Linked DNA regions of Homo sapiens: region 2 is linked to region 1. A link is an interaction called in ENCODE POLR2A ChIA-PET data of the cell type or tissue named here. Cell type or tissue: GM12878. All regions are shown on one strand.

What was found. ChIA-PET counts read pairs that join two places held together with the same protein. Peaks named below come from ENCODE experiments on the same cell type or tissue, not always from the same donor. Only the 100,000 strongest peaks of a DNase experiment are listed, where the experiment ranks them.
Region 2: POLR2A ChIA-PET joins it to region 1 with 10 read pairs; 2 of 35 experiments call an interaction of 5 or more read pairs at or near these places.

Annotation. Positions count from the first base shown.
Region 1 is chr12:50,228,639-50,236,638 of GRCh38, forward strand. LIMA1 (LIM domain and actin binding 1) reads right to left here. Exons shown (of 11, transcript NM_016357.5): 3 at 3,027-3,072. It overlaps MIR1293 (microRNA 1293), which reads right to left and starts at 5,574; the gene lies at 5,504-5,574. RefSeq lists enhancers at 3,731-3,780, 6,218-6,719, 6,720-7,219 and a silencer at 5,877-6,016. In GM12878, no CTCF peak of the experiment used is centred here; no DNase peak of the experiment used is centred here.
Region 2 is chr12:50,569,544-50,577,543 of GRCh38, forward strand. The region is part of intron 1 of DIP2B (disco interacting protein 2 homolog B); the gene reads left to right. Among named protein-coding and RNA genes, the nearest start is that of DIP2B, 69 kb to the left of the region's middle. RefSeq lists an enhancer at 5,918-6,017. In GM12878, no CTCF peak of the experiment used is centred here; no DNase peak of the experiment used is centred here; H3K4me3 peaks cover 226 bases; H3K27ac peaks cover 1,638 bases.

The sequences.
Region 1 (8,000 bases):
CTTTGACACATGTCCATTTTATCCGCAGCGGGGATCTCTTCCAATTCTAGATTTTTATATAGTATCCAAGTTCCTACTGACATTTCCATTTGGATGTCTTAATAAAACATGTTACAGTTTACATGTGCAAAACTGAGCTTCTACTATTTCTCCCTCTCTAATCTGCTTTTACTGTAGTCTTCCCCATCTCAATTAATGGTATTTTAATTTAATTGTGTTTGGGCCAAAAACATTGTTGCTATTCTTTTATTTTTTACTTTTTGTAATAGAGATGGGGTCTGCTATATTGCCCAGGCTGATCTTGAACTCCTGACCTCAAGTGATCCTTCTGCCTTGACCTCCCAAAGTTCTGGGATTACAGGCACAAGCCACTGTGGCAGAGCCACTGCTGCCATTCTTGATTCTTCTTTCTCTCTACATTCAACATACATCCTGACCACTTCTCAACACCTATACTGCTACTACTCTAGTCCAAACCATATTATACCTGGCCTAAATCATTATAATTGTCTCTTAATTGGTCTCCATGCTCCTGCCATTATTGTTCCTCTACATTCTCTTCCTTCTATTTTTTTACATTTAAAAAATAGAGATACAGGGTCTCACTAGGTTGCCCAGGCTAGTCTTGAACTCCTGGCCTCAAGCAATCCTCCCACCTCGGCCTCCTGCGATCCTCCCGCCTTGGCCTCCTAAAGTGCTGGGATTAGAGCCTTCTCTTCAGCCATAAAAAAGGATGAGTTCATGTCCTTTGCAGGGACATGGATGAAGCTGGAAACCATCATTCTCAGCAAACTATCGCAAGGACAAAAAACCAAACACCGCATGTTCTTACTCACAGGTGGGAATTGAACAATGAGAACACTTGGACACAGGAAGGGGAACATCACACACACGGGGGCCTGTTGTGGGGTGGGGAGAGCGGGGAGGGATAGCATTAGGAGATATACCTAATGTAAATGACGAGTTAATGGGTGCAGCACACCAACATGGCACATGTATACATATGTAACAAACCTGCATGTTGTGCACATGTACCCTAGAACTTAAAGTATAATAATAAAAAAAGAAAAAAAAATTTAAGTCAGACCACATCACTCCTTTGCATATAAACCCTCTCCAAAGGCCTCCTTGCATTCAGAGTTAAAGCCCAGGTCTTTACAATGACACCATTTGACCTTTCTCTTCTATTCCTCAAACACACCAAGACTGTTCTTGCCTGAGGACATCCGCACAAGCGGTTCCTTCTGCCTGACTCTTCTCCCTGGCTCATGTCTTCAAATCTCTGCTCAAACGTTTCCTCACCACAGGCCTTCATTGACCACCCTAGACTCTATCCTCCTTACCTGCCTCATGCTGTTCCACAGCACTAATCACTACTGACACAATTTCTTTTTTAAATTTTTTTATTTTTTTTGAGACGGGGTCTCACTCTGTCGCCCAGGCTGGAGTGCAGTGGTGCTATCTCGGCTTACTGCAATCTCTGCCTCCCGGGTTCAAGTGATTCTCCTGGCTCAGCCTCCAGAGTAGCTGGGACTACAGGCATGTGCCAACACACTCAGCTAATTTTTGTATTTTTAGTGGAGACAAGGTTTCACCATCTTGGCCAGGTTGGTCTCCCAACTCCTAACTTCAGGTGATCTGCCTGCCTCGGCCTCCCAAAGTGCTGGGATTATAGGCGTGAGCCACCGCGCCCAGCCATACTGACACAATTTCTTTATTGTCTGTCTTTTGCACTAGAATGTAAATTCCACGAGGGCTGGGATGTAGTCTGTGCTTGGCATGTAGTAGGTGCTCAGTGAAAACTTGTTAAATGGATGACAGTGAAGGGAAGGAAGAAAGAAAGGAGCAAGTTGGGGGAAAAACAGAGGCAAGAGGGAAGGAAGAAAAGAAACCAGCAGTTGAGTAAAGTAATGGTAGTTTTTTCTTTTTTTCTTTTTCTTTTTTTTTGAGACAGAGTCTCGCTCTGGCTGACTGCAGAGTCAAGCTGGAGTGCAGTTGCGTGATCTCGGCTCACTGCAAGCTCCGCCTCCCAGGTTCACGCCATTCTCCTGCCTCAGCCTCCCGAGTAGCTGGGACTACAGGCGCCCGCCACCACGCCCGGCTAATTTTTTTGTATTTTTAGTACAGACGGGGTTTCACCGTGTTAGCCAGGATGGTCTCGATCTCTTGACCTCGTGATCTGCCCGCCTCGGTCTCCCAAAGTGCTGGGATTACAGGCGTGAGCCACCGCACCCGGCCAGTTTTTTCTTATAATGCACCAGAGGAGACCCATTTTTTAATTACAGGAAAATGAAGCCAAGGACCTTAGCCTTAGAACAAATTTACAGGAACATATTATGCACTAATTTAAATAGGTTAGCTACTGAAAACTGCCAGGAGGATGTTTTTGTAATGCCATCCGAATTAAGGAATTATTGACCAAACATATGAGTTTTTTTCCTCACAAGATTAAATCAAGTAAAATTTCAAAAGACATGTATTATTCAGCCTCACCGGAAGTTAGCAAGCACGGAGACTAGAGAACGGGTAGAAGCAGAGAGTTTATTCTGGAGGTTTTTGTCTTTGGTAGATCCTGCAGCTAGGAAACTTGCTAACTAGATTGGGTCAAGAAGTTTGCTTTAAACAAAAAACCCAGAAGATGACAACAGCTGCACAGCTACTACCATTTAAATGCACAGATGTAGAAGTTCTGATTGTCTGATTTGGAAAAAAGGAAGACCACCTAGGAAACCCTGTGTTCTCATTTGAGTAGAAGCCATTTTACTAACCTCAGGCAAGCATTTGGCCTCTTGTCCTTCACTCAACACAGGAAAGAAAAAGTGGTTCAAAAGGAGAAAAGCAGTGAAAAAATAAGATTCCCTGCACTAAGCCAAGTTGTCCTGAGCAAATGGCTCAGAGATCACACCAGCTGGCACAAATGTCCACTCAGCTGACATAGAACCCAAGCCCCACAGAGGCTGCAGGTGGCTTGGCCACACAATTCTGCTCAAGAAGTGCCACATGCCCTGGAATTTCTGAATACTTACACTTCTCTTCTTCTCCATGTTTGTTTCTTCAGCTGCTTTCTGGTACCTTCAGAGAAGGGAAGGAAAGAATGTCTCAAATTAAACTTATATTTTTACTCTTTCAATTTTTTATCTTTTTTTGAGATGAAGTCTCACGCTTATTGCCCAGGCTGCAGTGCAGTGGTGCGATCTCGGCTCACTGCAACTTCTACCTCCCGGGTTCGAGTGATTCTCCTGTCTCAGCCTCCAGAACAGCTGGGATTACAGGCACCCACCACCATGCCCAGCTAATTTTTGTAGTTTTAGTAGAGATGGGGTTTTACCATGTTGGCCAGGCTGGTCTCGAACTCCTGACCTCAAGTGATCCACCTGCCTCGGCCTCCCAAAGTGAGTGCCCAGCTTTTTTTTTTTTTTTTTTTTTTTTGAGATAGGGTCTCACTCTGTTGCTCAGGCTGGAATCCAGTGGTACAACCATGGTTCATCATGGTTCACTGCAGCCTTGACCTCCCGGGCTCAAGCAAACCTCCTGTCTCAGCCTCCTGAGTGGCTGGGACTATGTAAGTGCACACCACCACACCTGGCTTAATTTTTTTATTTTTGTAGAGATGGGGTCTTGCCATGTTGCCTAGGCTGGTCTCAAACTCCTGAGCTAAAGTGATCCTCATGCTTCAGCCTCCTAAAGTATTGAGATTACAGGCATGAGCCACCAGCCCGGCTACTTTCTTTTTTCTTTTTTTTTTTTTTGAGATGGGATTTCCCTCTGTTACCCAGGCTGAAGTTCAGTAGCGTGATCTTGTCACACTGCAACCTCCGCCTCCAGGGCTCAAGTGATCCCACCACCTCATCCTCCTGAGTAGCTGGGACCACAGATGCACACCACCACACCTGGCTAATTTTGTATTTTTCGTAGAGACAGGGTTTCACCATGTTGACCAGGCCAGTCTCAAACTCCTGAGTTTAAGTGATCTGCTGGCCTCAGCCTCCCCAAATGCTGGGATTACAGGCATGAGCCACCAGGCCCAGCCCCCCAGCCACTTTTAATCTTTAAGAAAACCAGTTCTGGGCTGGGTGAAGTGGCTCATGCCTGTAATCCCAGCACTTCAGAGGCCGAGGTGGGTGGATCGCCTGAGGTCAGGAGTTCAAGACCAGCCTGGCCAGCATGGTGAAACCCCACCTCTACTAAAAATACAAAAATCAGCCAGGCATAGTGGCGCACACCTATAATCCCAGCTACTCGGGGGGCTGAGGGACGAGAATCGCCTCAACCCAGGAGGCGGAGGTTGCAGTGAGCTGAGATCACGCCACTGCACTCTAGCCTAGGTGACGGAGCGAGATTCAAAACAAACAAACCCAAAAAAACAGTCTGCATACCTATTTCTGCCAGCAGTTGCTTTTAATCAACTCTATCAGAAGAAGCTGTAAATCAGAGCAGACCTCACTTCCTGCAGCTATTCCAGTCATCTGCTCTGATATAACAACAAGATCCCCGTGGATAAGGTCAAATGCTGAAACAATTGGATAGAGCAGAAAGTCTAGGCTTTAAGCCCCAGTTTTGCTGCTTATTAACTGTGATCTCTGGCAAGTGACTTAATCTCTCTAAGCCTCAGTTTCCTTATCTAGAAAGAAGTTACAATCTACTTTCAGGATTGCCAGGAAGATTAAATGTAATCATGTGTAAAAACATTTTGAAATTAGTTAAGTCCATACAGCAATGCATTAATTCCAACATATACATTTCCCCTCCCATATTTATGCCTGATATCTTACAATTGTTCTCAGCCAAATGGTTGAGAGATAGTCACATTGCCTGTACATGTTGAATTTAGTGTAAGTTATTGATATTGTCATTTTAACTCAGTTAAAAGTATTTGATGGTACTACATGGTTTTGTTTTGTTTGAGACAGAGTTTCGCTCTTGTTGCCCAGGCTGGAGTGCAATGGCACAATCTCGGCTCACTGCAATCTCCGCCTCCCGGGTTCAAGCATTCTCCTACCCCAGCCTCTCAAGTAGCTAAGATTACAGGCATGTGCCACCATGCCCGGCTAATTTTTGTATTTTTTACTAAAGACAGGGTTTCACCATGTTGGCCAGGCTGGTGTTGAACTCTTGACCTCATGTGATCCACCTGCCTCAGCCTTCCAAAGTGCTGGGATTAAAGGCTTGAGCCACAGCACACAGCTATTATTATATGTTTTAAATGCCACTTAAAAATGTCTTTTAAAAGATCATACTATGTTTGGCATTTAAGGAAAAATTATTTTACATATGCACAAGAGTGATATGTGAGAAAAGTTTGTAATAAGCAGTGATTAGTTTAATCAGCATTTTTTCTTAGAGATGCAAAAATAGTGGCACAGCTATAGTTGATGACATCTTAGATTTCATAAATAATTATTTGTTATTACTTTTATCATTTTGTCATTTTTATTACTTGGATTGGAAGACCTCTGAGAAAAAAATTAAAGTTCTTTTCAAGGAGGAACAGGTTTTCTCCATTTAAAGACTAAGTGGTCCGGAGATTTGTGCAGGTACAAGCTGCACAAATCTCCAGACCACCCAGAACAACCTTTTTTTTTTTTTTTGAGACAGAGTCTTGCTCTGTTGCCCAGGCTGGAGTGCAGTGGCACGATCTCAGCTAGCTGCAACCTCCGCTTCCTGGGTTCAAGTGATTCTCATCCCTCGGCCTCCCAAGTAGCTGGGATTACAGGCATGCCCCACCACACCTGGCTAATTTTTGCATTTTTAGTAGAGACAGGGTTTCACCATGTTGGCCAGGCTTGTCTCGAACTCCTGGCCTCAAGAGATACGCCTGCTTTGGTCTCTCAAACTGCTGAGATTACAGGCATGAGCCACCATGCCTGGCCCTAGAACAACCTTAACCTGGCTTCCTCCAGACCTCTGAGTCATGCATTGAAGTCAGCACCACCACGTGGAGAATCACCATTATGTGCCTCTCCTTGGGCCTGCCTTAGCAGAACTCAGCCCCACCCCTAGAAAAGGGCACTGTCCTCTGCCTAAAGGTAGAATTTCAGAATTCATGAGGCATTTGGAGTAGGAGGTAAAAGAAGAAGAAAAAAAGCAGCCTCAGGCCTGGTGCAGTGGCTCACACCTGTAATCCCAGCACTTTGGGAGGCCGAGCTGGGCGGATCGCTTGAACCCAGGAGTTCGAGACCAGACTGCGCAACACAGTAAAACCCTGTCTCTACGAAAAATACAAAAATTAGCCAGGTGTGGTGCACGCCTGCAGTCCCAGCTACCGGGGAGGCTGAGATAGGAGGATTCCTTGAGCCAGGGAGGTTGAGGCTGCAGCGAGCTACGATCATGCCACTGTACTCTAGCCTGAGCTACAGAGTAAGACCCTGTAGCTTGCCTTGACCTCCAGGACTCAAGCAATTCTCCTACCTCAGCCTTGCAAGAAGCTGGGTCTAAAGACGTCTACCATCACACCCGACTAATTTAAAAAAATTTTTTTTAGTATAGGGTCACGCTATGTTGCCCAAGCTGGTCTCAAACTCCTGAGCTCAAGTGATCCTCCTGTCTCAGCCTTTCAAAGTGTTGAAATTACAGGCATGAGCCACCATGCCCAGCCAAGAAAGAGTATTACATAAAGGGTCTTCCAATCCTATCACTTTTTTTTTTTTTTTTTTTTTTTGAGAAGGAGTCCTGCTCAGTCTCCTAGGCTGGAGTATAGTGGTGTAATCTCGGCTCACTGCAACCTCTGTCTCCCGGGTTCAAGTGATTCTCCTGAGTAGCTGGGATTACAGGTGTGCACCGCTATGCCCGGCTAATTTTTGTTTTTTTACTAGAGACGGGTTTCACCAAGTTTGCCACGCTGGTCTCGAACTCCTGACCTCAAGTGATCCACCAGCCTTGGCCTCCCAAAGTGCTGGGATTACAGGTGTAAGCCACCGTGCCCAGCCCCCAATCCTATCACTGTCTAATTTTAATAATCAGATATTAACAAGCATCTCAGTCGCCATGTAGTACTGCTCTGCAATTGAGCAGAACTCTCTAATGGGGTAGGGTAAAAGGGCTACCAAAAATTTCTGGCACTTCGTTGACCATAACTAGGAAGAAAGTGGGATTAGAACTGCTGTGATTCAATTGACAAGCTGAAAATATATTTGCAACTTATATTACAGACAAAAAATTAATTTCCCTAGAATATAAATAACTACTAATAAGCAGGAAAATGACAACTGAATAAATAAAAAGGCAGATATAAACATACTGTTCACGGCTGGGTGCGGTGTCTCATGCCTGTGATCCCAGCACTTCGGGAGATGGAGGTGGGTGGATCACCTGAGGTCAGGAGTTGGAAACCAGCCCCGCCAACCTGGCAAAACCCTGTCTCTACTAAACATACAAAAATTAGCCAGGCATGGTGGTAGGCACCTGAAATTCCAGCTACTAGAGAGACTGAGGCACGAGAATCGCCTGAACCCGGGAGGTGGAGGTTGCAGTGAGCCGAGATTGCACCACTGCACTCTGGCCTGGGTGACAGAGCCAGACTCCATCTCAAAAAAAACAAAAACATACAGTTCACAAAAAGAACATCTCATGACTCTTAAACAGAAAAGATGTTCAACCTCAAAATGCAAATTCAAACAATGCTAACAACATTTTACCTATTAAGTAGGAAAATATTTTTTTTTCTTTTTTTTTTTTTTTGACATGGAGTCTCACTCTGTCGCCCAGGCTGGAGTGCAGTGGCGTGATCTCGGCTCACTGCAACGTCTGCCTCCCAGGTTCAAGTGATTCTCCTGCCTCAGCCTCCCAAGTAGCTGGGATTACAGGCACGCACCACCACACCCGGATAAGCTTTTTGTATTTTTAGTAGAGATGAGGTTTCACCATGTTGGCCAGACTGGTCTCCAACTCCTGACCTCAGGTGTCCGCCTGCCTCAGCCTCCCAAAGTGCTGGGATTACAGGCGTGAGCCACCGCACCCGGCCGGAAAAGATTTTCTTAAAAAGCTAATATGCAGGGGGTTCC
Region 2 (8,000 bases), 340 kb after region 1:
TCCAGTGAGTTGGCAGGGAGGCTCTAAGGGATGGCTGGCACTCTTAACTCCTTTGTAGGTGCAGTTAGAGATGGTTTAGCCTTACTGATGGCCACCAGACTGTTTTCTTTTGACTTCTCAGTATTTTACCAATTGTGGCTTGAGATTCTGCTGTGTTTTACTAAACTATACTGCACCTTTAAATAAACTATAATGATTATCTTAAGAGTTATTATATAAATATCAGGTAAATATTGACCTCTCTACAGATTTTGCTTTTGCAATTATTTTTATAATTTTTAAGAGATACATAGAGATCAGATACATGCTGGTCTTTTAAAATATTTTAGTTTTAATCATTTTTATATTTATTGTAAAACTAATAAGTCTAAAACCCATCTAACTTCCAAGATGTAACAGCTGAACTTCTGTGTTGACATCTGTTGCAAGTTGTTAAACTCAGAAATCTTTTGCAGTTTGGTTGTAGAAACTTGTCTCTTCAGTGAATGAAGTGCTCTGATTCCTTTATGAGAGATTCACTTGTTTGACTGGGTTTTGCTGTGTCATGATTGCTTTATCACTTCTGAAAATCAACTCTGGAACATTTTCCGTGCCCTGATTTAAAATGAAGAAGTTCTCCGATTTTTCCTTTAGATATCCGATTTAAAATCTTGATATCTTGAAATCTTGATATCTAGATCTCTTGGGGATTTGTCTTTTACATTCTGTAGTGTATAGTATGTATATTCTATATATGTATGTGTGTATATATGTATATTTGAATACCCAGAGTGTTCTAGCGATATTAATTGGATCAGTAAATATTTGAGCACCTACTAAGTGCGAACATTGTTCTACATGAGCCAGTTGCTGACATTTTGGTGTATAAAGATACAGGCAGTAAATGGCTGGGCGCAGTGGCCCATACCTGTAATCTCAGCACTTTGGGAGGCTGAGGCAGGCGGATCACTTGCGGTCAGGAGTTCAAGACCAGCCTGACCAACATGGTAAAACCCTGTCTCTATTAAAAATGCAAAATTAGCCAGGTGTGGTGGCACATGCCTGTAATCCCAGCTACTTGGAAGGCTGAGGCGAGAGAATCACTTGAATCCGGGAGGCAGAAGTTACAATGAGCCGAGATCGCGCCACTGCGATGGGCTGGGCAACAAGAGTGAAACTCGGTCCCCCAACAAAGAAAACAACAACAAACAATAAAATAAAGATATAGGCATTAAATATATGGATATATGATGCATAAACAAATAATTTTTTTTACAATACTTCAGGTTACTTGAAGCCTTCTTTTGAGTGACTAGATTTAAGTTTGTGAAACAAGGTTTTCAGAAGTTTTGGTTTTATTCTCTCAGAAATTTTGGCTTCATTTTTTCAACAAAACTTTTATTGACTGTTTATTTAGCAGATATTAAATGTAGCAAAATTACTATGACCCAGCTGTTGTCCACAAGGAGCTTATAGTCTAATCAAGAACCAATTTGTAATAACAATGAAATTAAAATATGATTGTATATTGAGGTAAGTGATAATAGAGGTATGAAAAGAAAATGCCATCGCAATGTAGTGGAGGGGTTGGGGAAGGATGGGGTAGTAGGGAAGGTCTCAAAGAGAATATGTTATTATTGGCAGCCTCTTTTTTTTTTTTTTTTTTGGAGATGGAGTCTTACTCTGTCACCCAGGCTAGAGTGCTGTGGCACGATCTCGGTTCACTGCAACCTCCACCTCCTGGGTTCAAGAGATTCTCCTGCCTCAGCCTCCCGAGTAGCTGGGACTACGGGTGTGCGCCACCATGCCTAGCTAAAATTTATATTTTTAGTAGAGATGGGGTTATGCCATGAAGGCCAGGCTGGTCTCGAACCTCTGACCTCAGGTGATCCACCCTGCCTTGGCCTCCCAAAGTGCTGGGATTACAGGCGTGAGCCACCACACCCCGCCTATTGGCAGCCTTTTGAAAGGCTTTGGCTATAGGTAGATGGGAATCGAATTATCTGTGACCTTTGAAACCTAGGCGTTTTTTTTTTTTTTTTTTTTTTGAGACGGAGTCTCACTCTGTCACCTAGGCTGGAGTGCAATGGCGTGATCTTGGCTCACTGCACCCTCCGCCTCCTGGGTTCAAGTGATTCTTCTGTCTCAGCCTCCCAAGTAACTGGGACTACAGGCGTGTGCCACCACGCCTGGCTAATTTTTTGTATTTTTAGTAGAGACAGGGTTTCACCATGTTAGCCAGGATGGTCTCGATCTCGATCTCTTGACCTCGTGATCCTCCTGCCTCGGCCTCCCAAAATGTGGGAATTACAGGCGTGAGCCACCGCGCCCAGCCTGAGACCTAGGCATTTTAATTATTTGTGTAACTTTAACATACAGCCAGGCCTGGAAGTTTATTTAAAAGATGCATCTGTCTTTCCAGTTCAACTTTTAGTTTAACTATTCCTTTAGGAAAAGACATTTATGGATGCAGCTGTGTGACAGCATTGCCGAAGCCTTCTCTTTAGAGTTTGTTACAACACAGCTCCAGTTATATTGCTTTGCTTAGGTTGTTCTTTGCTTTTTAACGTAAAATATTTATATTTGTCTTCATTCATTTTGTAAAAATGAAGCACAACTTTAAAAAAATCACAAATTTGGGGGTTTTACTTTATCCTCATGTGTGTTCCATTTCTCTTTAAAGCTAAAATGTCTATTATGTGTTGATATAAAAATATTATCCCCAGACTAAGACCACAGTTTCCTCAAACTTTGTTGAGTACATGCCCTCCTCCCTTTTAAAATTACATCTTGTAGGAGATTCTGGCATTTCTCATTTATATATTGTGAAGTTAAAATATATTTCCTAGAAGAAAAATATTTCACAATAAGGGGAACTGAAAGCATTTGCTAGGGAGAGAGTTAAGGGTTGCTAAACTTATGGCATGCTGGATTGGTGTGTGCTGAGAATGCTTTCGCAACAACTTGATTCAGAAAACATTTACTGAATGCCTTTGGCAAAAGGCTCCTGCTAGATGCTTTGAGGGATAAGAAAATGAACAAAACACAGGCTCAGTTTTGTTGAAGGGCCTTCCAGGTTACTACATTGACTGTTTCTGAATCTCTTCTCTTCCATTCTCCACCTTTGCCATATCCCAGATAATGAAAATTAGAGCTCTAATTTATCAATTCTGTAAGCTGAAAAGTCTATAAAATTAGTTTCCTTAAAATGTTGGTTACAGGTTCTCCTTTGTGCTGACAGAATTTAGAATAACAGAAAACATTTTGGTGTCTCAGTGCCTCCTTCCATAAATTAACATTTACTTCAGTAGATGCTTTTCATGGAGCATTATGATCCAGCCCCTCTCAAGCTGTGACTCGCCATGGACAGTATTAAATCAGATCTGAGCAGCTCTAGGAGACAGGTGAAAGTTGGAGAATATGCCCAGTGTCAGCATCTTGGCTAGAGTGTGCTGTTAAAACAGAGAACACTCTTGGCACTCAGAAACTGATCAGGCATGTGCCATTCTGCACGTGAGCTCTAAGAAATAAAGCCGCAGAGGGTGTTCTGTGTTTCCATTCCAGCTGAACTAAATGGTTAAGTATCCTTTTTAGGCATCCCCTTAAATCTACCACAGACTATCAGGTCATAATCCAGAAGAGGTAAATACCATAAAATCCCCAAATACAGCCACGTATCCAGAAGCCAGAGTTCTGGCTTCATCAGCCATAACAGTCAGTTCCATTAAACAAATAACTGCTTGAACACCTACTGTGTAAAGCTCTGTGCTGGTGCTTCAGGTTGTAAAGAGACAAATAAGATTGAGTATCGATCAAGTTGCTTACAGTTTAGTAGCGCATGCTGCTCTCCTTGTTCCACCTGCCTTGCCATTCCAAATTCTGTTTCTTCCTGGCCTACCCTGGTCTGTAGCCACCTACAACTCAGTGTAGATACAGACCCATTCAGTGTGTTTATTACAACCCAGTCTTATAACCTTATCTTTTAAAATGTGCAATAGATGTTGGAAACAGTAGAGGAGCTGTGCCCTGAGCCCTGGACAGTGTCTGGAATGATTTGTAGAAAAGCCCATTGTAGCACTAATCACTTGAGGTACTGTTTCAGGGCAATTTTATTTTTCTAATGGAATCCCATGATTGGCATAGTTCAAACAGACAGAACCCAGACAGGAGGCAGTCTTTAAAAATGGTTAGTCCAATTTTGTTTACATTTCTTCCCTTTGCAGAATGTGTATTTTCCCTTCTTCAGACTAAAAATGTCACAGTGTGATGTATGCTGTTGTGGAAGTATTTTGCATGAAATCACTAAATTCATTTATTCAAATAATTTGTCTTAGGCTTTTTAAAAGTGACCAGAGATAAATATTTATGAATCATATTTAAGTATTTGGAGGGCATTTCAAGATAAGTATATTTAAGATAATTTCCTTGACTATGTTTGATGATATTAAGGGTTCTTAGAAATCTTTTCCAAAATCTTGCAATCTGAAAGTGAATGGAACATTCAGAATTAACTGTAGTCACAATTGTGTCTTTATTGTTGGTTGGTCTTGCCTGTTTCATTTTACAAACAAATGTGAAGGACAATACTTTCTCCATCAAAATAGATAAGAAACTTTCATATAAAAGTAAGACAGGAAACTAATGTAACCTTTAAAAAAAATCTTGAATTATCTTATTAAGATTACAATAGATAATTAGATTAATCTAAAATTAGATTGTTGTTTAGTTAAACCTGATTTTATGATTTAGAAAGGCCAATAAATAGCACCTCTCTTCTCCACACGGGTTCTGGATAAATGGCAAAAAACCAAACTATTAGCAGATGAGGGCCATAATATTGCTTTTATTACTGATAAAGGTGATGGTAAAGGAAGCAGCTTAAGGTTAGAGCCAAATTGGTTTGCTAAGTGAATTCCATCATTATTCAGACCTACCCCGTGGGCACAGTGGTGCTGGATTGGAGAGGTCATATGCAGTATGCAGACCCTCCACTCAACGCAGCTTCAGCAGACAGCTTATGCGTATGAGGAAGAAGAGCATGAACAGACTATTTATCCCAAATTTACCAGTCAGTCAGTTGCTTCCCTCTCCAGGATAGAATGATCTAAGTGGCAAAGACATGCTAAAGATGTTACAACTGGTGGACCTCGATTCATGCAAGGAACCCTCAGAAGTGAGGAATGAATGTTCCCATCTGGTACTTCGTTCCCTCTTCCATGCATGGCTTTTATGAAGAATGGGTTGGTGCCAGGGTAGGAGAAGTAGCCTGACTAGGCCAATGAGCAAACCTTTGTTTTAGGGAAGAGACCTTGTAACAATTGGCCTCTTGGAAATTGCAGCCAAGGTTTGTTTATCGGAACGATGGGAATTTGTCCTTAGGCAGTCCTCTTTGCCTTTCTGAAACATCTGTGATTTAGTATTATTTCTGGGCAATAAGTCAAGGTCCACAACTTAGTTTTCTGTTGTCCTTTAACATTTTAAAATATGCCTACATCTCTTTCATTTTTAGTTTTCTTCACAGACTCCTTTTGTTTACCTCCCTCTCTGGTGTTTTGCATGATTATAGCTAACTTTCTTTTCTTTCGACATTCTCCCCTTGGACACAGTTTTAACTCTTTCATATCTTGGTGGTTACCAGATCTCTGTCTCCAACCCTGACCTCTGTTCTGAGCTCCATATTTGTATCCAGCTCTCTATTTAGCAGTTCCATCTGGGCTGTCTAAAACTAAACTCTCTTCTAGCCACCCCCACAACAACAACTCAGAAACCCTTGCCTTTTATTTTGTGATACCACAGCCTTTTCATTAGTTTAAGCTAGAAAGGGAAAGCTGGGGGTCACCACAGGCTTGTTTTTTTTTGTTTTGTTTTGTTTTTTTTTGAGACAGGGTCTCGCTCTGTCACCCAGGCTGGAGTGCAGTGACGTGATCATGGCTCACTGCAGCCTTGACTTCCCAGGCTCAAGCCATCCTCCCACCTCAGCTCCCAAACTCCAGTCCCCAGCAGCTGAGACTACAGGCACATGCCACTAGGCCTGGCTAATTTCTTATAGAGACAGAGTTTTGCTGTTTTCGCCCAGGCTAGTCTTGAATTCCTGGGCTCAAGTGATCTGCCTCAGCCTCCCAAAGTGCTGGGATTACAGGTGCCTGTGCCCAACCAGGCCCTCCTTTATTGTTTATCTCCTAGGTCAGGGGTCAGCAAACTGTGTCTACTGGGTCAAATCCAGCCAGGGACCTGGCAGCCAATATTTTTTTTTGAGATGGAGTCTTGCTTTGTCGCCCAGGCTGGAGTGCAGTGGTGCAATCTCACCTCACTGCAGCCTCTGCCCACCAGGTTCCAGTGATTCTCCTGCCTCAGCCTCCTGGGTAGCTGGGATTATAGGCACACACCACCACACCCAGCTAATTTCTATATTTTTAGTAGAGACAGGGTTTTGCCATGTTGGCCAGGCTGGTCTCAAACTCCTGACCTTAGATGATCTGCCTGGCTTGGCCTCCCAAAGAGCTGGAATTACAAGTGTGAGCCACCGTGCCTGGCCCTGATATTTTTTTTCACTTTTTTTTTTTTGAGACGGAGTTTTGCTCTTGTTGCCCAGGCTGGAGTGCAGTGGCGTGATCTCGGCTTACTACAACCTCCGCCTCCTGGGTTCAAGTGATTTACCTGCCTCAGCCTCCTGAGTAGCTAGGATTACAGGCACGTGCCACCATGCCTGGCTAATTTTGTATTTTTAGTAGAGACGGTTTCTCCATGTTGGTCAGGCTGGTCTTGAACTCCTGACCTCAGGTGATCTGCCCACCTTGGCCTCCCAAAGTGCTGGGATTACAGATGTGAGCCACTGCACCCAGCATTTTTTTTTTTTACATTTTTAAATGCTTGTTTAAAACAAACAAATATATCTGTGAAAGAGACCACATGTGGTCTGCAAAGCCTAAGTACATATTTACGGTCTGACCGCCCCCCACCTTTTTTTTCTTTTTTAGACCAAGTCTCGCTCTGTCGCCCAGGCTGGAGTGCAGTGGCGCGATCTCGGCTCACTGCAAACTCCACCTCCCAGGTTCATGCCATTCTCCTGCCTCAGCCTCCCTAGTAGCTGGGACTACAGGCGCCCGTCACCACGCCTGGCTAATTTTTTGTATTTTTTTTAGTAGAGACAGGGTTTCACCATGTTAGCCAGGATGGTCTCGATCTCTTGACCTCATGATCTGCCCGCCTCGGCCTCTCAAAGTGCTGGGATTACAGGCGTGAGCTACCGCGCCCAGCCGGTCTGACCCTTTACAGAAAAAGTTAGGCTGCATCTTTTCTAGGTCGAGTCCTATTAATTCTCTCCCTGCAAACATCCCTTGTTATTATTATTTTTTTTTGATACGGAGTTTCGGTCTCGTTGCCCAGGCTGGAGTGCAGTGGCACAATCTCGGCTCAGTGTAACATCCGCCTCCTAGGTTCAAGTGATTCTCCTGCCTCAGCCTCCTGAGTAGCTGGGATTACCACGCCTAATTTTTGTATTTTTAGTAGAGGGGGCTTTCACCATGTTGGCCAGGCTGGTCTCGAACTCCTGACTACAGGCGTGAGCCACCATGCCCAGTCAAGACTTTAAATTTTTAACTTCTTGTTCTTTATCTGTGATCATGGTTTTCCAACTTTACACTCTTAAATTATTGAGGCTCAAAGAGCTTTTGTTTAGGTAAGTTATATGTATCCCTGTTGACCCCATATTAGAAAGTAAAGCTGAGGGCCAGGCGCCATGGCTCATGCCTGTAATCTCAGCACTTTGGGAGGCCGAGGCGGGCGGATCACGAGGTCAGGAGATCGAGACCATCCGGGCTAACACAGTGAAACCCTGCCTCTACTAAAAATACAAAAAAAATTTAGCCAGGCGTGGTGGCGGGCCCCTGTAGTCCCAGCCACTCGGGAAGCTGAGGCAGGAGAATGGTGTGAACCCAGAAGGTGGAGCTTGCAGTGAGCTGAAATGGTGCCACTGCACTCCAACCTGGGCAACAGAGCGAGACTCCGTCTAAAAAATAAAA